3 separate regions of the Homo sapiens genome follow, and regions 2 and 3 are each linked to region 1. Evidence: chromatin loops called from intact Hi-C (ENCODE). Cell type or tissue: CD4-positive, alpha-beta T cell. All regions are shown on one strand.

Region 1 (8,000 bases):
TAAATGTCAAAAGACGAACAAAATCTATTGTATAAGCAAACAGCTGATCTAAATCCACTATGTTTTGTCTGTCAAGTATGTATATTCTAATAAATTTTATAATATAATAAGACTATTTTTGCCACCCTTTGACCACACCAAGTTAGATGCAGACAGTCTTCTGAATAAATATTACTCTCTGCTTGACTGTCTAAGCAAAATCTATTTATACCATTTGTTAGACTGTGAGAGTAGCTCTTAAGAAAATGTTAATAACAGCTAAACACTGTCTACCACAAATATAGAAGAAGTAGAAGAAAGAATAAAAGGTTCATGCATAGCCAGCTTTTCATTTTTACAAAGTGGCCTGCTCAGGACTGTGAACTAACTAATATGCAATTTGGTTTTCCTGATAGGAAACCTAGAAGCTTGCTGAAAACTCACATGATTAATATAAGGGAATTCAAACAGCTTGAGGATGAAAAACAGTTTTCTTTTTTACTACTTTTAATATGACTTTCTCAATGGCATAAACACACGCAGCAATCATTCCCACTCTTTTCTTGGGCAGCAAAGCAAGCAACTCAGAACTCCTTCACCCATAAACTACGAAAAGCAATGAAAATAATCCCTTCTTTAAAATTTCAGCGAGAAGAAGATTATGCTATTATCACTTACCCCACTGTGGTTTCAGGTCAATGCTCCCCTCCAGAAGTCTGAACATGCCTGAAGCAACATCCTCAACTCTCAGCAGGTGAGAAAATCTTTAGTTAGTTTCTGGAGAAGCAGAAAGGTACAATCCTTCTGGGACAGGCAGTGCTAAAGCAAGGCACTTGTAAGTTCATATCCTGGCTCTCAGTTCGAATTCCAACTCTTCCATGTACTTATAGGCCAAGATAATAAACGATACCTCTCAACCTCATCTCTTCATTTGTAAAATGGAAATAACAGTGCCAACGTCATATTTGGAGTTGAGATGATTATATGATATGATATCTGGAATTGCAACATGTAGTAGACAGAGTTATTGTAATGGAGGAATGTCAGAAACCATGGAATGTGTCCTCCGTCTGCCACCTGCTTCTGCCCTTCACAATGACCCAAATCTTTGAAGGAGTCCACATCACCCCTGCCTAAAGATTGCAGCACCTCTTAGGAAACAAGCTCTCTGACTAGAATGGAATTATAGGAAATGCAAGTTTCCATGCCAATGATTTTGTTCCTTTTGACTCCTTTATGACACCTTGAAACATCTGTGTGGTCCTCATTAGCCCAGAGCTTCCCATACTTAGAGCCACACTCTCCTAACATAGTCTTGCTATGGCCTCTATATCCAACTTTCACCTTATACCTACCTGCCTGCCCAGCACCCAGCATCCTCCATGTGCCCTTTTTATTCACTTCCATAGATCTCTTCTTACTTTAAACTCATTCACATTATTGTTGGCACCCTGGCCATTTTAGTCCTCTCCTTCTCATCTCTGCCTTCAACTCTAGGACTCTGATTAAATAAATCCTCTAAATTGCCTCCTCCTCTTCCAACTTATCAGTCCCTGCTCACCTGATCATTCACAGTATGGTTCATTATCTTTATCCATCCCTATCTCTACCCATTTCCCCCAAAAGCTTTTGCTTCCTCCTTCTTGTTTGGCAATAGCATATAAATGAGAAGGCCTGTGACATGGACAATGGGACATTCACTACCATCCCTTTTCTCTAGCTTTCCTCTATGCCTTTTTTGCTGTTCACTCTCTTCCCAGGTACCAGGTTGCTGAGGAAGATGAAAAGGGGGTGGCTACATGTGCTTATGTGCTTGTCCCCCTGGCCCTTCCTTATGACACCCACCTGGCTTCAAGCAGATAACAGGCCAGAGGATAAAGAGATACAGAAGTCCATTGGAGTGGTGACCAAAAACGAACAAACCAGAGTGAAGAAAGAGGACTGGCCAGAAAACCACAGTAGTAGGCCAGGCATGGTGGCTCACACCTGTAATCCCAGCACTTTGGGAGGCCAAGGCAGGTGGATCACCTGAGGTCAGGGGTTTGAGACCAGCCTGGCCAACACTGTGAAACCCCATCTCTACTAGAAACACACAAAAAAGAAAAAAAAAAAAGCTGGGTGGGGTGCCCGCACCTGTCAGGGAGACAGAGGCTGCAGTGAGCTGAGAACACACCACTGCACTCCAGCCTGGGCGACAGAGCGAGGACTCCATCTCAATCTCAAAAAAAAAAAAAAAAGAAAAGAAAAGAAAAGAAAGAAAGAAAAAGAAAAGAAAAGAAAACCACAGTGCTGAGATTCCCTTATCAGTATCTCTCAATAAAGGCAGCCCTTTCTCTCACTTCATGTACAATTGGTCCTCAGTAGTGACACTATCAACCTTTTTAACTGAGACCCCCCCATAAATATATTTCATAGTGTCACCCAAGAAAAATTGCAGCAAACAATGCTTAGACGTCTTATATTTTTGCTATCCTGCAAAGCCCTCATAATTTCTATTCTATTATTCTTTCATTTCTTTAGAAGAAAATTCTGATGGCAACCCAATATAATATCTTTGAAAACCACTAATGGGTCAGGACCCTCAGTTTGAAAAACACTGGCCTATTTGCAGCTTATTGATGAGGAGTCCTCTCTCTGTCCTTACCCTTCTCGAAATCCCAATTTAATTTGAGTCTGTCAAAACAATCCTCTTGTCCAAGCTTCCAGAGCCAAGAAATTGTGGTAGACTCAATCCCTCTGGAAGTCCCTCTAGTACCCGATGAAAGACTTCTCACACTCGCAGCAGCCGCCCTCTACTGTACCAGGGACGTCTCTAGCAGAAACTTGGGCATTGTATCTGCTAGAACGGGTGACACATGTCCTGGAAATCCTAGTTTATCTAAACACAGGTTGAGATAGAAATAAGAAAAAATGGGAGTGAGAAAGATTAAGTGTGGGAAGAAGAAATGAGGAGAAAAGCGTTGAAGTTGAGCTCTGCTAGGATCCAGGTGCCGGCTCGGCGCTGTGTCTAGTTAAACTCGGCGCGACAGGGTTCAGCTAAGCCGAGAAGAGGGCAGCGAGCGGCCCGCAGTCAGCATCTTGTAGAGAAGAAGGAGCGCTCCCAGCCGCGGGAAGATAAGCGTACAGGCGGCCCCAAGGCCCCTACAGGCGCAGCCCTGATCTGGCCACTTGACTAGACGCTCGCTCCAGCGCTCGCAGGCCTAGGGCTCATTACATGCGTTGCGAGGAGACCTGAAAGCAGGGCGGGAACGCACAATCTATCTTCAGAGCTTTGGGTCGTGAGCACACGTGTGGAGCATGGTTGTGGCATGGGCGTCTGGGCCCCTCTCCTAGACCTCCACGAGGTGCGGACGCGCCTCTGCCCCGCCCTTTTGTGCGCCCTCACCACTAGAAAAAGAGTTTTCCCCAGTGTCGCGTGGGAGGTCGCCCCAGTCCAGCTCAGCGTTCCAAGAGACCAGAGACTGACCGGAAATCGTTGGGTGCAGGGAGAAGCAGGAGACGCGCTCCGCCTCCTGTGCTCGTGCCCTAGCGCAACAGACGCGACCTAGAGGCGACGGCAGCCTGTTGCAGCCTTCGCCCTGAGGGTGGGGGGCGGGGGGGTGTAGAACAGCTGAGGAAGACGCAGGGAGCAGCTGGGGAGGAAAGGGAGGGACACCGAGGAAACAAAGTTCACCCAAGTGAATGCGTCCTAATTGCTCCAAGGCTCTCTCCGCAAAGTCTACGACTGCAAGCCGCAAAGTCAAACTACGTCTCCAAAACGCAGTGGGCAGAGCAGGAGGGCTTGTGTCTCCATTTTCGCCGCAGGGCGGATCGCGGACACAAGTCCTCTCCAGTAATTCCGAAGCCTCGAAATAAGACTATGCTGGGAGGAGGGGTTGGGGGGTGACTAATAAGAAGGCGTGGGGGTGGGGGTGGGGAGTACGCGGCAAGAACCCTGCTTTCTGGAATTCTCCCGCCACTGTCTGCAGGGCCCAGAGCGCACTTCGCGGCTAGGGAACAAAATTGCCGCTCTCTTCGAGCGCCCCCAGCGTGGGGTGGGGCCCTGCTTTCCCGCGTCAGGACCGCCCCACCAGGCGCCCTCCGACGGAAGCTGGACTTTTCCTAAGGAAAGGCAAAGTCAAAGTCGGAGGAAAGATCTTTCTTGCGGCCCCAGCTGTCGCTCCTAATGGTCTCGGGGAACATACTAAAGGAAAATGACTTTAAATCACAGTCTTGCCATCCTAAATAGTTATGTGCAATATTTTGGTTTCTAGCAAAATTTAAAAGTAAAATGGGGATTTCCATATGTTCATTTTATTATTAAAAACGAATTACTAAAAAGTGATGACCTGTTTGGAATTCATATCTTGCTTTACGAGCAGTCAGCCAGTATCGACTGAACACAATAAATGCAGGGGTGCGAAACGTGATTGCTCGGGTTCGAGTTCTGTCGGATGCACCGATCTAAGCAGAACCTTTCCCGAAGACTTGGAATTGGGTGCGCTTTTTTTTTTAAGTTGTGGCTGAGCCCTATGGGGAAGAAGGGTTAACTGGGCGTCGGCTGAGACCCCAAACCCTCTTCCTCCTCCATGAGACTCCAAAATTGAGTCAGTCCCAGCCCATAGTTGCCTGGGAAGCTTGGAATCCTGAGAAATTCCGGGGTGCGGCCACTATGCAAGCATTCCTATTCTGACAGCGGGGACAAATGGAGAGGGGACCTTACAACCTCCTTTGGAGAAGAATATATGAGAAACTCACTTCCAGACCTCTATTCAATAGTGAAAATAATACTGAGAAAAAGTTTTAAAATCTCCAAGAATAGATACTCTCCTTTCCCCTTCCACCTTGAGGGAAACGGTCTCCATTTTTGACCTGGATTTGAGAGCATCGGGGCTTGAGACAAGCGCGTCTTCCACAGAGAGAGGCGAGGCCCAGGCAGGGAGCCCCCCAGCCTTTACTCTCGGCACCTCGGCGCTGCCGCGCGGCGGATACAAAAGGAAACGGACGAGCGTGCGACGCGAGGCGGGGAACTGGTGGCTCGAAGACGCGCAACACGCGCGATGCCTAGAAGTGCTCTGGTGTCACTCCCCTGTATAGGACCTGGCGAGATGGAATTGTATCCTGTACTGGAAAACTCTGTGATCAAAATATTGCAATGAAATTAAACTTTTCCCTCACAGATCTGTTTGTATCTTGGAAACATTTCTGCAATGCCGACGCCTAGGTTTAAAATACAATTAGATAATTTGATATTCTCGGTGACGCACTGACACCGAGAAAGCCAAGAGATTCTCCAAACAAAGTGAAATTGAACCTTCAAATGACATTCTTAAGTTTGCAAGAATATCTATATCTCCTTGTTGTGCTCCTTGCATGCGGAGAACCAGTGGCCCGTAAGACTTATGACCGGTGTTTTTTAGGGGAGGAGCCACCTAAACTATCTAGGAATGGAGTCCAGTGCCAGAAAGAAATACACAAGGTCGTTGGGTGCCGCTGTCACTGCAGGGCGCCATCGGCTCCCTGGGCCTTACATATCTCTCTTGTGAGAATCAGTACCCCAAATACTCTCTCTCTCTCTCACACACACACACACACACACATCCACCCATCCACAGCGGAAGGCCAGCAGGGCACCGAAAGAAATTGTGGCGGTCGCCTGGACCGCAGAAGGCAGACCTCAGGAAGGAGCAGGCGACAGCGCTGCTCACTGCTCACTCGAGCTTTGAATTAAGGCCATCTTTCCATAAACTCAAAATGGGGCTAGATAGCAAAGACTTAAAATTAGACCTTCCCTCAGAGCTGAGAACTGTATGGTCATGTCTTCGGAACAATGATCATATATTTTCCATTGCTGGAACGATACACAATAACTGAAATGCTTAAGAGGACGCGGGAATACGAGGGCGGTATGAAGCCCTCATTACAAAGTTTAATCTCTTTCTGAAGAAGGTAATGCAACGTCTGGCTTTTGGCAATGCAGCGTGTCTGCTGTTTTTCCTCACTTTACTCCTAGAAACATTAGGACAAGAAAAGTCCTCAGCTGCATCTGGAAAGATGCAGGGGCAATGCATGCGACGCTCTTCACCCGAGCAACTCGGTGCGCGGCCGGCCGGGAGTTTGACAGCGACTCTGTGAAACAGAAAAGGCACTAGCCAATTTGCAACTTAGGAATCACAACTGAATGTTCCGCGAGCCGGTGCAGTCGGCACGCGGACATGGTGGAGGGTCATCTCTGCCTCCTTTGACCCCAAATTCCCGGGAGGCGAACTACCCGACACCCCCTTGGCCTTGGGTGTTGCGCAGCCGCTTCCTTAAGGGAGAACCAGTCACAGAGTTCGTTTCTGGGTTCAACTCTCGGGGATTGTGTGACGGAATGTCATTGTCTCAGGGCTGCAGACACCTGGGAGGGAGATGAGTGCTGAAGGCTCTGCAGATTCCCAGCATTTCTAAAGAGCTTTTCTCTTTCGCTTTACTTACTGCTTTGTGGCTTTACTTGGGCATAAGATGTGAAAACAAAATGATATGGCTAGTCTCATCCTTTCAAGAAAGTCAAGAAATTGAACATTTCGTTATTATTTAATCTCTTATGTGGCCACCCTATTTGTCCCTCAGTTACCCGGAGAAAAACGCATCTCGTAAAAATAACCTTATATTACCACCGACACCTGCATTCTCTCTTTTTGCTGACCCGCAAAACGTGTCTTTTAAAAAGAGGGGAAACAAACAAAAGAAAACCTGAGCGCTCTCGTGGCAATTTACAGTTCTAACTCTGCATTTTAAAAACAATAACACTCTTCATAAATTTCAGTGACCCAAAGGCCATCTGTAATTCACTAGGGTCAGCGAAGGAGACCGTCCCCATCTTATGCTCTCTATGAATTCACAGCTGCCCTAAGGTGAAACTCGTTGGACTTCATTTGCCCAAGGACAAGGGTTCTGAGTGGAAGCAGCTTCTACAGCATCAGTTTCCTTTCTTTTTTGAAAGTTGGTGCTGGGTGGAATCCTAGAGGCCCGGATACAACTTGCTTATACTAGGCCCAAGACCCAACACATAGATATTTTATCATGTACCTGAGAAACTTACACGGGAGAAATTCTATTCTAAAACTACAAATTGCACCTCATCACCATCCACTGAATGAGGAAAATAAAGAGTTGTAAGAACTACCTCTACTGAGTTCTGCTCTGTGCCAAAGTGACCCAAGGCCCAAAGGGCCTGAACTGCTTTGCCCTTTCTCCATGACCCAACAGTTGTAAATTGAGAAATTGGAAAATCGGAGATTACATACAACACTCCTCAAATCCATGTTGACTTCTTGAGTCTTAAAAAGATACTTCCTAATCACTGTGCAAGACAAGTACTTGACTAGACTCTGACCTTGCTCAAGTTCAAAAGCTTTTGGGTCTCCAGAACTTCTCTCCTGAAAGCTACACTTACTTGCAAAGTTAACAGAAGAATTGAGATATTCTAAATTGATCCTAATAAATATTGGTCACCAGACTGGAAAATTCTGGTTAAGAAAAAATATTTTACTGAATTATCTGCATAATTATTCTGGTTCACCTGATTTCTTTTGCCAGAATAGATTTAGGCTGTTTAAAATTCAGATATTGAATAAGTGACCTATCCCAAATTAATCTCCAACTGTGTATGTTATGTTGCTGTTTAGTCATTATTTTTTCTGACCCAAAAAGAAGACAAAATTCTGTTCATTTACATGGTTTATTGTTGTAAACATTAAAATTGTCTTTCTCAAAGAAAGAATTTATCAGAAAAAAAATCAGCATCTCTAACTGTCATACACCATAGAAAAAAAGGCAGTGACTCATATCATGTGCCATACTAGAAATATACAAAGAAAAATACTACAGAATATGGCAATATTAAAATTCTTACTCAAACAAAATAATAAATTAACTGACAATTTTAGACATAAAAAAAATTCAAAGTGCTCAGTTATTTCCAGGGAGTTATGTATATTATAAGCACTCTGGAAACAGTCAAAAGCTGCTGCATGCAAGTTTTGTTTAGCTTTAGACAA
Region 2 (8,000 bases), 1.1 Mb after region 1:
ATCACTATATAAAACTCACCAGTCTTCCTCCTATTCAACCATCTCCATGCCTTCTTCCCAGCCCTAACTCCTTAAAACCACTCATATCTTTACTATTGCTATAGTATTGCCTCTTCCACCATGTCATATAAATGGAAACATACAGTATTAGTCTTCTCAAACTAGTTTCTTTTACCTAACAACATGCATTTAAGATTCATAGTGTCTTTTAATGACTTGATAGATTATTTCTTTGTAGCTGAATAATATTGCATCTTATAGATGTAACCGTTTGTATATCCATATTTTCTCACAGCCTATGACTTGTCTTTTGATTCTCTGAACAGTGCCATTCACAAAGCAGAAGTTTTAATTTTTATAAAGTCTAATGTATCAACTTTTTCTTTCATAAATCATCCTTTTGATGTATCCAAAAACTCATTACGACACCAAAGGAAATCTAGAATTTCTCCTATGCTATCTTATAGAAGTATTATAGTTTTGTGTTTTATACCTATGTCTATGATCCATTTTGAGTCAATTTTTGTGAAACATATAAGAGCTTGCATATTGGACAGAACCATTTGTTGAAAACACTATCCTTTCTACATTTAATTGACTTTACTTCTGTGTCAAAGATAATTACTATATTTGTGTGTGTCTATTTCTAGGCACTCTGTTCTGTTCCACTGATTTATCTGTCTATTCTTTTGCCAATACCATGCTGTAATGATGACTATATTTTATATTAAGTCTTTAAAAGGATATTGTAATTCCTCCAACTTTGTTGTTCTTCAGTATTTTCTTGGCCATTATATGTCTTTTGCCGTTCCGTATAAACTTTAGAATTAATTTGTTGATGTCTACAAAATAGCTTGCTAGAATTTTGATTGAGATTACACTGAATCTACAGATTAAGTTGGGAAGAACTGAATTGTAAAACTATGGAGTCTTCCAATCCATGAACACTGACTCTCTATTTAGGGTTATAGTTTACCATATTGAGATCCTGTAATGTTTTGTTAGATTTATATCTAAGTATTTTATTTTTGTATGCTGTCAACATATTGTTTTTCCTTTTTCAAATTCCAGTTGTTCATTGTTGATATGTAAGAAAGCAATTGACTATTGTATGTTAACCTTGTATCCCATGACCTTGCTATACTCACTTAGTAGTGCCAGGATTTTTTGTTGCACTGTTGATTCTTTGAGACTTTTCACATAAACAACATATCATCATAAAGAGTTTCTTTTCTTCCTTCCTAATTTGTGTATCTTTTATTGCTTTTCCTTGCCTTATTGCACTAGCGAAGATTTTTCATACAATGTAGAAAGGAGAAGTGAGAGAAAATGTATTTGCTTTGTAACTGATCTTAAGGAAAGTGTCCAGTTTGCCACCATTATAATATTAGCTGTAGGCTTTTTGTTGATGTTCTTTATCAAGCTGAGGAAGTTATCTTTTATTTCTAAGATATACATTTTTTATTCTTTCAAACTTCTTTTTTTCCCTCAAGTTCTGATAATTTTGTGATATCGTCTAACTTTTGCTCATGGCTGATCATTTCCTTTTGTGCTTTGTAGTTTTGATAAGTGTTTTGTTTACTTTTCTGTGTAAAAGTTCCTACTATCATCTGCTTATGAAGATGCGCCTGCCTAGAAGTGGCAAACTTCAGTATGCCAATCACTATTCACTTAAATGCATTCAGATTCAAGTAAAATTTGAAAGCAAGTAACTAGTTCATTCTTTCTTATTCTTTTTAAATCTTCTTTTATCACTTCACGCACCAAGGAGACAAAGTCAGGAGGCCAGAAAGTTTCTTAATCAACTTTTTGGCTAGTTATGCAATCTTGACCAGGTTATTTCATTCCAAAATTCACTAATGCTTCCATTTCTTTATGTGGAAATTATTATGACAGTCACTAATTTTTACTCAAGGAGATTTAGAGACAGCTCAATACCCTTATATTATCAAGTCTGTGAACTCCTTGAATGGTGTTACAAACAGACTAAGGTGGTCCCCTGATCCCTAACTCCTAATATTCATGATTGTGTAATCCCTGCTTCTTGAGTGTGGGTGGGCCTGTGACATGTTTCTAACAAACAGAACATGGTACAGTTGATAGGATACTATTCCCATCTTAATGTTACATTATTAGGCGAGGTGACGGGAAGTCACTTAAGAGGTTATGTTACATGGCAAAGGCGATAACATTGTATTATTTAAGACTCTGTCTTGTTTGTAGCCTCTCCCTTTTTCCTCTTCATTACCAGCCTTTAAGAATCAAGCTGCCATGAATTGTATGGCCACCAGGTAATGATTCTGACAGCAACCTGAAGGAGCTTAAAGGTTGATCCTTCTCCAATCAAGCCTCCAGATAACAACACCAAAATTGCAGTAAATTGCAGGTTTGTGAGATCCTGAGCAGATCCAGCTAACCTGTGCCCAGACTCCTGGCCCACAGAAGCTTTGAGATAATAAATATATTTTAGGCTTCTAAGTTTGTGGTTATTATTTATTTATTTTTATTTTATTATTATTATTATTTTTTGAGATGGAGTTTCACTTTTCTTGCCCAGGCTGGAGGGCAATGGTGTGATCTCGGCTCACTGCAATCTCCACCTCCCGGATTCAAGCGATTCTCCTGCCTCAGCCTACGGAGTAGCTGGGATTACAGGCATGCACCACTACACCCGGCTAATTTTTGTATTTTTAGTATAGACGGGGTTTCATCATCTTGGTCAGGCTGGTCTCAAACTCCTGACCTCAGGTGATCCACCCACCTCGGCCTCCCAAAGTGCTGGGATTACAGGTGTGAACCACCATGCCTGGCAGTAATTTGTTAAATAGCAATAAAAAAGCTAATAGTGCAAAGTCTCAATTAAGTAAGTAGTGTCTTTTAAGGTCCTCAAAGAAGTAAATGTTGAGAATCACCCAGGTTTTTTAAAAAGTCTGCTTTTAAGACAATTATTTCTTTATGGTAGAGAGAAATGTAGGGAGAGAGAGAGAGACAGAGAAAGAGAGAGAAAGTCCTGACACTGAAAAATAGCATTCTTTATTTCATAAAGGCATCAAATTTTGATTTTGTAGCCCATAGGTATGTAAGGAAATGGATATAAAATAACAATACTTTTATGATCTGAGGGGCTCAATATAGTTATGTATTACTTACTATTTTTAGTATGTATACATTCAAAAATGTCTGTACTTTGGTGATCAAGACACACATACTATTTCCAAGTTTGATCTATTCAGCGCAAACTGGGATTTTAAATGCTATCTGTATCTTAAGATATAAAATTATTACAAGGTAGAAAGTCATAAATAAAAGTTCACTTCCAAAAATATATTACTAATCTGTTTGTCATGGTTGTGTTCTTCAGCCACATGATAAAGTAATTCCCAATCTACTTGATTCAAATTTGGTTTATCAAATGCCCTTCTAGAAAAATGCATTTTCATAACAGGTTGTCAATTAATGGAATTCACCAGTAATACATATTTGAGAACTTTCAAGTTAAAAAAACACTTTTCAATTTTTTCCCTAGTAAATTATATCAGAATGAATCACTATGCACCAGAAGTTTCTTCTAAAGCCTGACTGAAGTCATAAATTAGTCTGAAAGTTATACTGTGAGAAATTTACCCACATTTCTACTAAACAAAAGCTAATTTTCTTACAGCTTGTGAAATATAGAACATGACATACCCTTCCTTCCTGTACTTTGGTTAACCAGTACTTTTTTCTTTATTCTCAGAACATACCTCGACTCTAATTCTTACCGCAAACTAAAGTGATGCTTGCTCCGTCCCTTCCCTGCCCCTTTTTTGCATTTGAGGTCTACTGTCATACAGCAGTGTTACACTTCTGTATTAAAATCACAAGAAAAGCAAATGATCTATGGTCTGCTTTCCCGTATGACCTATGTCATTCTGTGTAGTTCTCAAAGCATTTTTTCACCTTGTAGAAGATTTCAAAGTCATCTTTCCTCAAATAAATGTGGTGTTTCCTTCCCCTGGACTTTGTGAAATAGGATAACAAGAAATGCTGAATTCATATAAGTAGACCTTTAACAGGATGATTCTAGACTATGATGAGAAATAAGCAATACCAGTTGAATCATAACTGGTTTGCAAGCTCTTGTTGAAAATAAATGCACTGCTAATCATGTAGTTATTAAAGAACCTATGTCTGAAACTTGTATATGAGGAACAGAGAAATGTTTGTTTTCCTATTTACCCAAAGAAATGCTCTTATCTGTGCAGCATCTATAATTGTACATTTTAAGTATTCCTGTTGGGTGGAATAAAAAGTACTGTGATGATCACTAAACAGAACCAAAAGAGTAAAAGATATCTGGAATAGACTAGAGCAAGGAAGAACTGGCTTCCAATTTTAGCCCTGCCACTGACTAGCCTTGTGACCCTGAGAACATTTCCAAATTCCTGACTTGTTATCTGTATGCCTAACACCTACTATATAGTAATTGTGAGGATCATACGTAAAGTGTCTTTAGCCAACTAGGTACTCAGTAAATGGTAGACAGTATTGCTATCATTTCTGTGAAAGGTGTGACACCCTGCCTTTCATATGAGTGACTGTCATGCACAGGCCACTGGATGTTTCTCAGTTCAAAGAGTTAATAGAAGGCAAGTCCCAACTAGAAATCTTTTCATACTTTATCATTTCTTTCTCATCTTAGATGCTTCCTTACCCTACCCTCTTTTATCTCAAAATAACTCATTTCTTAAGCAGAAGTTTAATTAAATTTAGCAGCTCTACTTAAATTGAAGTGTTTCTATTTCTCCCAAACACACACACACACGCACAGAGAGAGAGAGAGAGAGAGAGAGAGAGAGAGAGAACTTAAAATCAGCAGACTATTTATTACATAGTCCAGATTGTCTACTCTAGAATATAGGTTATGAATAGCTGTGCCACCAGAACAGAGAATTCATAGACTTCAATGGATATTAAATAAAACATGGAGTAATTGAAAGGCTAGAAGTAATGTGATACTAACATAACCAATAGGCAAAAGACTGCTGAGGTGATAGCTATTTAGAATATAAGATATAAAGTGAGAAGTAATATGAAAAAAACTACAGGAGGGAAGTCCTTTTCCCAACCCTCAGTTTTGGATGTTAGACATTTGTAGAAAAAAAATTACAAAGCTGTAGGATTCGGAGAGTTCTAGACTTGCCATTAATGTTCAGGCAGAACAAAAGCTGAATTGGGCAAAAAACACGACATCCCCACCCATTTTGTTTAGACTGTCTATAAAAATGACTTTATTATGATCTTTGCAGCACCCATCTCAGACCACATCTTTCCATGGTTCTCATGAACCTTAACCCCTCCTATTAAATCTTATACTTCCCGCTTTATTGTCACTATAGATGTGAGAAACAGCTGATGGTCATCTTTGTTTACAAGCCATTACAGGTTTGAACAAATTCAAAATTGCCTATTATTAAGCCTCCGCAGGAGCTACTGGGCATAAGCAAACCTAAGATTTTATAACCCAGCAATTATCCTATAGAAAATAGTCCAGATTATTATATTCTGCCACACCTTTATTCATACTTGACTCCAAAAAGTTCTCAATTATTCACAGGGATAATCTAGAAAATAAATATTAGTTTTGCTTTCAAAGACATTACTGGAATGAGCAGGAACCTGCATCTTTGTTATATTAATTAACTTATTATTTAGTTTTCCTGTCTGCTTAGAAATTGGCTGTTTAGGTTGAAAAATGATTTAAGAAGCATAAACTATAACACAACAATTTAAATAAAGGTCACTATTGCTGTGAAATGGGATGTCAGTTTTGCAATTCTTCTGCACTTTCCCACCAAGCTGGGATCTGGGTGAGTCTAGAGATATTTGTGAAATAAGCTAATTTGAAAGGACACCACAATCCGTCAAAAGCGACTTTCTTCCTCTTCCACAGCACGATGAAGGCCAGGGATAAATTTCAAGAGTTGCTTTCGGACACTTCCCTTTCTGCTCTTCCGGGGCAGGGTCCCAAACATGCTTGATAAGTTGCCCTCCCACAAGGGAGACATGGATCCGCTGCTGGTGTTACTGATGCTCCGGTTCCTCCTTGAAGATGACCTCCTCAGAAAATCATCCCCCTCCTTGGGGATAAAGCACTCATCATCTGTACTCGTCTGCCGACTGAAGGCACCCCTGCTGGAGTCCTCAGACACACACGTCTGGTAGCCATCTTCACTGTCCATCGTCATGGAGCTCAGCCAGCTCTTACAGCTGCTCTCACTGGATAATCGATTCCGGTCCACAAGGGCTGGGCCTGGCCCAGGCAGGGGTCCAAACAAAGACAATTCATCCAAGTCCATGTTTTCCAAACTGGGGCAATTAGCTGCATCACCTAGAGCACAAAGTCTACTGTGAAATGGATCTGTTCATTACTCCCTACAAATAAATACACTACATCAAAACTTCTCTTTGAATGACACGAGAAAGAGTAAGGGTGAAAAATACTTTTCACTGAGCTTTGGCGTGCTTGAATAAGTAACTGTTTATGAGACCATTTGATAAACCTTATAGTAGGGTTTCCTGAACTATTGTTCATAGACCAAGGTTCCATGGTCACAAAAATTATAATATTAGAATAAATTTAAACAAGATGTTTCATATGAGAACAGTTCAGCCCAATTGACAGTCTACCAGTGTGGCATCTGAACCTCCAAAATGATCATTTCTTAAATTTAAATAACCCTGAAACCTTTTATTAAAATTCTCACAGAAATGGGGTTCCATAGAATACACTTGGGGAAATACTATCATGATTTTCTCCACTTAGTTTCTCTGATTCTTAGGTACTGTCTTTTAAAAATAATTCTAAAATTATTATAAAACCATTTGAAGTAAATAGAAAACAGTTATGGAACAGGTAATTCAAAAGTGTTTCTTAGAGAAAGGATTTGTGAAATCAAATGTATCTTCCAACCTCAATATTCCCAGTTTCGTTTTGGAATACTTAAATTCTCTGGAATGATACTGTACCCAGAAATCATCCTTGTCCTCAAGTAAGTAATAATTTATTTGAAGAAATTGAATTTTATCTGCTTGGCTAAATTTTTTTCATTGATCCTTAACAACGTACATCTGGCTCTTCAAACTCTAATGTTAATCACATACCAATATGACCCTCCCTGCTTCCACACTAACTGAGTTGGTTGGTATCTTGTGTGTGTGTGTGTGTGAGAGAGAGAGAGAGAGAGAGAGAGAACTTGTAATACCAGCCTTGGAAAAACGTAATCAGTAAGTGACTATGCTTCAGAAAAAATAATAGAATACTGTACACTCTAAAATGGTTTTATTTTGTACTGATTATCTCCACTGCTGCTGTCTTTTGTCCTCGGTTGACAATATAAAAAGAAACTGTTCTTTCAGATGATTTGCAAGGTTGAGTACAGCCAGCCCCATGGTGACTAGTCATAATGCTTTCCTTTTTGCTAATACAACCTACTTCATTTCATCTTGCAATAAGTGATGAATTTCTTTTGATTGGAGAGCAATTGCCTTATAGAATCACATGCCCTGGATGTTTACTATACATCTAGAAAAAGCAGAACTCCTTCAATTGCTCAAAAAATATGTACAACAATGACTTTATGAGGATCCTGACCTAACAATGTTGTCTATACAAGGCTGTTTCTATAGAACAGCAAGAATTTATATTCACTGGGCCATTCAGGATGCTCCAGAAGTGGAAATGAGGCTAAAAAGCCCTCATGTCTAAAGAAAGCAAGGAGGTGGCTGAATTTACAAGGCCATAAAGAAGTTTTTGTATTAAATATTTCTGCCTCTCTAACAAACTTCACTACCCAAAAGAACTATTATGAATTTTTTAAAAATATTAAATGAAGACATAAAAAAGAGAAGTAACTTGTACATAAGTTTCAAACACTTCAATTTAAAAAAAAAAAAACAGAAGTTCATACCAGAACTCTAAGCCATAAATTAGTGACTAGTTAAGGATTAAATTGTTATCT
Region 3 (8,000 bases), 130 kb before region 1:
GGAGCCTTAATACTTTGTTAGTGGATGCTAATGCAGTTATAACCTGAGTTAACCTTTGCTCCCAAGTGCTTCCTCACCTGCAAAAGTTGAACTGAGTTCTCTCCCAAGCTCCAATGTTGTTTTAAGCTAAATAGCTAAAATCACTTTTAAACACAAAAGTCTTCTCACACTTTACATGAGCCATATAGTTTTCTGAACCATGGTCCTTATAAGCAAAGATTTTTTGAAAGATATTAAAATTGAAAAGAAAGATTGCATCCAGGTCTCACCCTAGTGACACATACTTAATTCTCAGTTCCATGTGAGACCATTGAATAATATGGTACTTGGTTTTCCAACATTCTCTGAAAAAATCTAAATAAGGTATTGAGGAAAATATAGCACTATACTAACCCCATCATTTAATATTTATATTTTTCAATTTCTTCACAGATCTAACATTGTAAATCCATAATTTACAATCAGGAACTAATATGAGAGAAAAGTTTCCTGAGTGTAGCACTGAATAAGTATCTCCAATTCACAATGAATATAACTCATAGTAGGATGCATAGTTTGTTTTAACATAAGTTTGCCATCTTTTATTATTCTGATGATCAGAGTTTATCTATATATGAGTCTAGAAACCCTCACTGCATTGTGACAATACAAACTTAAATCACATAATCTTCTCTCAAGGACGTAGAAATGTCGAGGGTAGGAAAATATTATATTAATAACATAGCAGACTCTCTGCCTTGCCCCACCCCCACAGTGGGCAGTCTAGTGAACGTGACTCTTCAAACTACACTAAAATAGAGAGTCAGACACAACTGGCAACTTCTAAAGAAAGGGAAATTGGGGATTAGTACATGTCCAGTTATTGCTCAATTATATCACAGAAGAAAGAAAATTTGCATGTTTCCAAAGTAAACTTTGGGAGCCACTGATGCCCTCCCACTCTGTTCCACACACAGGCTGATGATGTGGAAAGACGGTAGTGCTCCTGGCCACATGAAGCTGGAAGAAGGCCAGCTTTAACCCTTTCAGGAGCATATGAGTGAGCCCAAGGCAACTTTTATAATCAAGACCAGACCAGAATTATCTCATGTAGCAAGAACACATGAAGCTACACTGCACTCTTTTATTATGTATACATTTTTCTTATATTTAATCCCAAACTACACTAAATCTCTCATAAGAAAAATACATATTAATGTAAATGAATTTATTTTCCAGGCTGAAAAATTAGGTGAAGGCAGAGTTGAATGAATCAAAAGAGTTACAATTCATCTTTGGTAACAGAGAAGCAGAGGTCTGGAAGTCACCTGTTAGTGTAGAGATTGAGACCCTCCCGGACCATTTGTATAGAGATAGAATAAAAAGAGCAAAACAAATCTTAGGTTCCAGATATCTCACTCCAGGTCTACAAACAGAGGAGTTGTTGCTTAGTGATTAAGCAGCTCCCTTTTAAACATTCTGCACTTTCTCCTAAAGCCACATAAACTTCCAGGTCCCATTTGCAGTGGAACGTGTGCATTTCCTAAAGAACTGTCTCTTAAATATTGTGTAGTCATGACTCCCTTGAGAATCTGATAAAGCATGAACACCTCACATTGGAATAATTTTTGAATTTCCATACCCACCAAATTTACATATGTTTACAGTGATCCAGAAACCTCCCAAAATTCCATATGAAGACATGTAGGTCCATAAAAAACAGATTAAGGACCAGTGCCTTAAAGGGTGATAGATGTGGAAAATGAAAGGCCACAACAGAACTACTACTGTTCATGAACAAAATAAATTATTCTCTTGAAAGGGACTGAAGTATTGAGAGCCCCTTAAGTTTTCTCTATTTCTCATTTTCCTTCTTAATCTTCCTCATTTCTTCAAGTGAAAGTGAAAGATTCAGATGCCAAACTTTCCAGAAACCACCTACACTGCACCATTCATCTGCCAGAGGGGGTCACTATGCAGCTAATTGTTCACCCACAAAAATAAAGCCTACCTCTATTCTTTTCCCTAACTGTGCCCAGAAGAATTACTTTAAAATGCATTTTCCACACTATAAAGTGTGTCCTAACAAAACACAATAAACTCAACAGCAATGTGATTACTGTACTTGTAAAACAGTTGGTGTTTTAGCAATATGTCCTTAAAAAAAAGTATGCTTGGAAAAATGGATTCTGTTTCAACAGTTAAAAGGACATAATTATTTTTCTGCCACATAACAATTTTTAAATGTTAATGAGTTAAAATACAGTACCAAAACAGCTCCCATGCAATAATACAGCATATCATTTGGCTGCCTGGTTCGTATTCCTTTGTTTTTCTTTCTATGGTCAAATAATATGCGGTAACCTGGGAAGACCACAGGTATCAGGTAACTATAGCATGACAATCACATGGGACAGCTTGCTCTTCCATAAACTTTCTCCAAATTTATATAACTAGGTTTTCTCAACCTCAGACTTAAGGATATTTTGGGCCCAATGAGTCTGTTGTGGGAGCTGCACTGTTCAATGTTGAGTAATTAATAGCACCCCTGGCTTCTATCCACTAGAGAACAGCTCCCACCTCCACTCTGCAGTCATAGCAATCAAAAATTCTCCAAATATTGGCAAAAGTCATCTAGGTGGCAAAATTGTCCCCGGTTGAGAATCACTGATATAAACCATGGTTATAGGAAAAGAGTCATTGGGAAGGCAGTATGCACTGTATCACTGTGCCTAAATAATCTATCCACTAGATGGGGAGTGAGGGGTGGCTAATTTTCTCAATTACATTCATCTAATATTGTGAGCAATGCCATCATCATGACTCTGTCTGTCCAAAGAGTTACTAAGTTCATCAAGAAAAAATAATTTATTTGAAACCTCAATGATTTCATATAGCTAATAAAGGAAACCTTAAAATCTCATGAATTGCTTCTATTCATTTATTTAACAAGAACATATTAAGAAGCTAGACTATGCCAGATACTGTGAGAGAAGCTGGATTCCAGATTTAAAATGGTAAACACATTCCTGCCTTCAGAGGTTCAATGCCAATACAAAAGTCAAGTAAGGAAATAGGCAATTATGGTATATATATATATATAGCAAGTACTATCATGGGGAAAGTAGCTGGGAAACTTTAACTAGACTTAAGGGATTTCAAGAGATTCCTAGAAGACATTATATGTAAGCTGAGAACTAAAACACGAACAGAAATGAGAGGAAGCAAAGAGGATGAGAACATGACTAAGAAGCTGGAACAGCATGAGAGGTGGCCCAGAGACGTGATAAAGAGCGGTCGAGGAAATATAAATATTATGATATGGATAGAGTGTAGCAAATAAGGGAGATTTTTAAAGAAGTAAGAGGGAGAGGAAAGCAGGGGCCAAGTCATGAAAAAAATCACGTTAGGGGGCCTGAGGTTTATTGCAAGACAAAGGAAACTCAGTAAAAAAGTTTCAAGTGGGAAAGTGGAATTATTAGATTTTTGCAGGGAGATCACTCTAGCTATAGTGGGTGTATTAGTCAGGGTTTCTCAGAAAAGTAGAACCAATAGGGTGTGTGTGTGTGTGTGTGTGTGTGTGTGTGTGTGTGTGTGTGTGTGTGTGGAGAGACAGAGAGAGAGAGATTTATTATAAGGAATTGGCTAGTGCAATTATGGCATATCCCAAGATTCGTCTAGTGAGTCAGCAAGCTGGAGACCAAGGTAAGTATTTTCATCTATTCAGACTTTCGACTGATTGGATGAGGACTACCCATGTTAGGAAGGGCAGTCTACCTACTTTACTCAGTCTATCCATGTAAACGGTAATCTCATTGGAAAACACCCTCACAGAGATGCCCAGAAAAAATGTTTGACCAAATACCTGTACACTCTGTGGCCCAGTCAAGTTGGCACATAAAATTAACCATCACAGTGATGAATATGAAGACTGAATCCAGGGGAACGCAAGGAAAGCTGGCACAGTAAACTAGGCAAGATATTATAGTGACCCGTACACCGTGGAAATTTCACCATCGATTATTTTAATAGAGGTCAAAGCCTGTCACGTAGTAGGAACTTATTGACTAGGCAGTTAATATTTGTCAAATTAGTGAATGAATGTGAATGTGTAAAATGGAAGGTTTTTTTGTTTGTTTGTTTTTTGTTTTGTTTTTTTTTGAGACGGAGTCTCGCTCTCTCACCCAGGCTGGACAGCGCAGTGGCACGATCTCGGCTCACTGCAAGCTCCGCCTCCTGGATTCACGCCATTCTCCTGCCTCAGCCTCCCGAGTAGCTGGGACTACAGGCACCCGCCACCACTGCTAATTTTATTTCTTTTTTTTTTTTTTTTTGGTATTTTTTTAGTAGAGACGGAGTTTCACCGTGTTAGCCAGGATGGTCTCAATCTCCTGACCTCGTGATCTGCCCACCTCGGCCTCCCAAAGTGCTGGAATTACAGGCGTGAGCCACCACGCCTGGCCAAATCGAAGACATTTTTAAAGGAATTTTTTAATTTAAAATCTTGGAAAATAATCCCATACATCCATGATAGTATGCCTACTTCTAAATAATTTCATCAGTCCTGTTCAAATCAGAAACCATTTAATGTTATTTCAAACTTTAAGTGCTATACTGTTAACAGTCAACGTTGGTAAGTTACAATGAAAAAGACAGTTTCATACACTTGATGGAATTTCTGGATGGCAATCTGGCAGCATTAAAAATGTTTCTACCCTTTGGCTTAGAAGCTCTCCTACTATGTTTCTATTCTAAGGATTGTTTATTGCAATGAAAAATTGAAAGCAGCTTAATGTCTAACATAGAAGAAAGCACTAATTAGTATCCACCAAGTAAAAATCTTGTTTTCAATGTCATTTTGGTGAAATAGGCAATGCTTAAAAAATATGTTAACAAATTAGAACATAGAACTTTATATATAATATAATAAATCTTCATTTCTCTTCAGTCTTATCAGTAACTGAGATTGAGAGCTAAGCTGTGTACAAAAGAGGGAAATAATCTGAATTTATAAAAAAATGTATATCTACATGTACGAAGTTGCATATACTTTGACATTTTATTCTCTTTTATTCATTGAAATTAGACTCTTATTAGTTAAATATCCACTCAATGAATGTTTAAAAAGAAAATGAATAAATGAGTGGATGCTGCTAATTGCAAATGGCCAGATGTCTGCATATTAACTGTAAACCCTCTACTTGCTTCACTGCAGGAGAAAGTAAGAAGTCTTTGAAGGCTGTCTTTCCAGTGATAATATGCATATCCTGACTGTTTTGAAAGAACTTTAAGAACTTGGGTTTGGAAAGGCAGAATAGTTTACTAGAATTTTTTGTTCATGGAGTCACATAACCCAATTCAGTTAGTTTTCAAATTTCTGTAAAACTGTGAAGGGCCTTAAAAGGTCTTGCAGCCTGGTTTCCAGGCACTGACATTAACAGCTGCCTGTGTATGTGTGTATGAAGGGACGAGTACAGGAGGTCCTTTCATAAGTGTTTCCAGTACTTAAGGACCTCCTTTGTCAATTCTTGCTTCAAGTCCAGTCCATTCCTTCTTGTCTGGCCTTCATAAAGTATAGTAGAACAGCTGGGCTCCATTCTTCTTATATAATTTTTCAAACACTCAGAGAGTTACTTGTTCATCTATTAATTCTCAATCCTCCACAACCCTATTCCCTGTGAAGTTATTTTAGCTTTATATTCTGATAGAGTGTTTTCCCTAACAGTTAGGCATATGTCCTAGGCCTCAATTCTCATCTTCTCCTGGAAGCCTTTCCTAGTTATAAGGCTGGTATAAAATTCACTGCTGCACTAAGCATTGCTTTAAAAAAAAAAAAAAGTCAGTCTTTGGAGCTAGGCTGTGAAATGAGAATAAGTAGATAAACCCATGGTATTTGTTTCTTGAAGTACTCTCCTAAAGGGAAGGAATAAAGCATCTGCAGTGTGCTTGATCATTTGCCTCATACCTTGCTTATAGAGAGTCTCTAGAAGAAGGTGTACTGAAATTGTGTTAATTTTTCCTTAAATTACACCTTCATTACTCTAACAAGGCTTGTTCATAAACAAAAAATTTACCACCGTTTACAGAAGTGCTCACTTTTTTCTTAGGAGTGGGTCATTTGTTAGAAGGATCTAGCGTTTTGAGTGCCCTTATTCAATCAGTAAACTTGTTGAGTGGGAATACCTTACTCCCAGAAGAAATAATCTGATGGCAGACTTTTATTTTATTAATACTTTAAAGCATTCCTAACATTTATGGTGTATGCAGCTATTTAAAAATGAACAAGGAGGCCAGGTGCAGTGGCTCATGCCTATAATCCCAGCACTTTGGGAAGGCAAGATGGGTGGATCACTTGAGATCAAGAGTTCAAGATCAGCCTGGCCAACATAATGAAATCTCATCTCTACTAAAAATACAAAAATTAGTCAGGCATGGTGGCAGGAGCCTGTAATCCCAGCTACTCAGGAGGCTAAGGCAGGAGAATCACTTGAACGCGGGAGGCGGAGGTTGCAGTAAACTGAGATTGCAACATTGCACTCCAGCCTGGGTGATAGAGCGAGACTCCCTCTCAAAAAAAAAAAGATGAACAAGGAGATTCAAGAAATGGGGAGTCCCCATGCTATGGCTATAGTAGTATATATTACTAAAGCACCTTAGTAGTCCTAGAGATATGAAAAAGAAGCTATCTCTCCTAACTACTCAATAATTCTATGTTATTAGAATACTATTCATAAGAATCAAAAATATATTTCTTCCTTTATTAACATTCTATTGTTTGTTGGCTTATTTTTTTAACTCTGTGAGTGCTGATTGCTCAAAAGGCAAATGATAGGAATGGTTCTCTCTCACACACACACTCTAGCTCTCCTTGCACACATACTCTGCTGCACACACACACAAAATTCCGAAATAAAATTACTATGGGGTTGCTCTTTGCACCAAATCAAGACCACTTAAAAAACTTAACCAACATTGCTAATAGAGCTTACCATCAAAACTGCAGCAAAGAATCAAAATAAAACCCTAAATACTTCATATTATTAATGGAAGGTGATTAAAAGAAAAAAGCCTTTGCAGTATAAGTCTAATCTAGCTATGTGATTGACTTATTAGTTAAATATGAATTTATAATCAATTACCAAATATCGGTCCAGATAAGTAGGTCTTTACATATTTTTTAAATGTTAAAAATGTTTAAAAATAGTTATCCACAATTAAGTAGGGTCTGTCTTTGAAATGGATACAAATAATAGATCCTTTTTTGAAATTAGATATTTAAAATTTGATTTTTTTGATGTTACAAAATATTAACTGTAGCTGGTACAAAATACATTTAATTATGGCTAATTGTTAGACTAAATGAGCTAATTGCTTATATGAAAATTTCACATGCATTTTCTCTACCATGGTCAATATCAGTTTGAAAGCATAAAATTTTCTAAAATAAAATATTTTATCTGTGAGAGAACACATCCAAAGGTATTCTGTGAGAAATAGAAAAGTTACAGAGCTAGAAGACTTTCTTAGGCTACCAGGGTAGGGGAACTAACTGTAGATTAGAGATTCAAACAAAGAAGAAGCCAAGAGTTTTTCCATAAAATGTGACTGCCCAAAAGCTCTCAGTCCACAGTACTCACAAGGAGTGATCACTACTGAATTGCTCATCACAGAATTCCTGGTGATTTCTACAGCAATGTATTTTTCTAAATGTGGTTTACTTAAAAGGATGAAGTATTTATAATATTAACCAAGATTATAAAATCTTCTTTCAAACCTAGATTAAATAGATATTTCTATAGTTCTCTTTGGATAATGATTTTCTCTTTTCAACTTTTCTTTTTTTTTTTCCTTTTGACAGCTAGAGTCCCCAAAGGAACAAATGAGAATAGCATTTCATGGATGAGAAATCATATCACCTTCATCACACATCTCACCTCTTGACATTACTTGCAATTGGATAAACATGGGGGACAGTCCTATTGAACTGATTCCAACTTTGGCTGGACAATTACAATTCACCT

What was found. Hi-C counts contacts between places; a loop is a spot of excess contacts. Peaks named below come from ENCODE experiments on the same cell type or tissue, not always from the same donor. Only the 100,000 strongest peaks of a DNase experiment are listed, where the experiment ranks them.
Region 2: it touches region 1 in a loop (5-fold over the local background); 4 of 110 quality-filtered maps call a loop at or near these places.
Region 3: it touches region 1 in a loop (2.1-fold over the local background); 13 of 110 quality-filtered maps call a loop at or near these places.

Annotation. Positions count from the first base shown.
Region 1 is chr2:156,316,770-156,324,769 of GRCh38, forward strand. It overlaps NR4A2 (nuclear receptor subfamily 4 group A member 2), which reads right to left. Exons shown (of 8, transcript NM_006186.4): 8 at 7,668-8,000. Among named protein-coding and RNA genes, the nearest start is that of NR4A2, 12 kb to the right of the region's middle. In CD4-positive, alpha-beta T cell, no CTCF peak of the experiment used is centred here; DNase peaks (open chromatin) are centred at 3,672, 4,962 and 5,512; H3K4me3 peaks cover 1,577 bases; H3K27me3 peaks cover 5,204 bases.
Region 2 is chr2:157,409,774-157,417,773 of GRCh38, forward strand. CYTIP (cytohesin 1 interacting protein) reads right to left here. Exons shown (of 8, transcript NM_004288.5): 8 at 4,846-6,370. The coding sequence ends at 5,904. Among named protein-coding and RNA genes, the nearest start is that of CYTIP, 30 kb to the right of the region's middle. RefSeq lists an enhancer at 3,929-3,978. In CD4-positive, alpha-beta T cell, no CTCF peak of the experiment used is centred here; DNase peaks (open chromatin) are centred at 3,788, 4,558 and 7,214; H3K4me3 peaks cover 796 bases; H3K27ac peaks cover 6,010 bases.
Region 3 is chr2:156,190,776-156,198,775 of GRCh38, forward strand. All of the region lies in intron 1 of LINC01876 (long intergenic non-protein coding RNA 1876), which reads right to left. Among named protein-coding and RNA genes, the nearest start is that of LINC01876, 60 kb to the right of the region's middle. In CD4-positive, alpha-beta T cell, no CTCF peak of the experiment used is centred here; no DNase peak of the experiment used is centred here.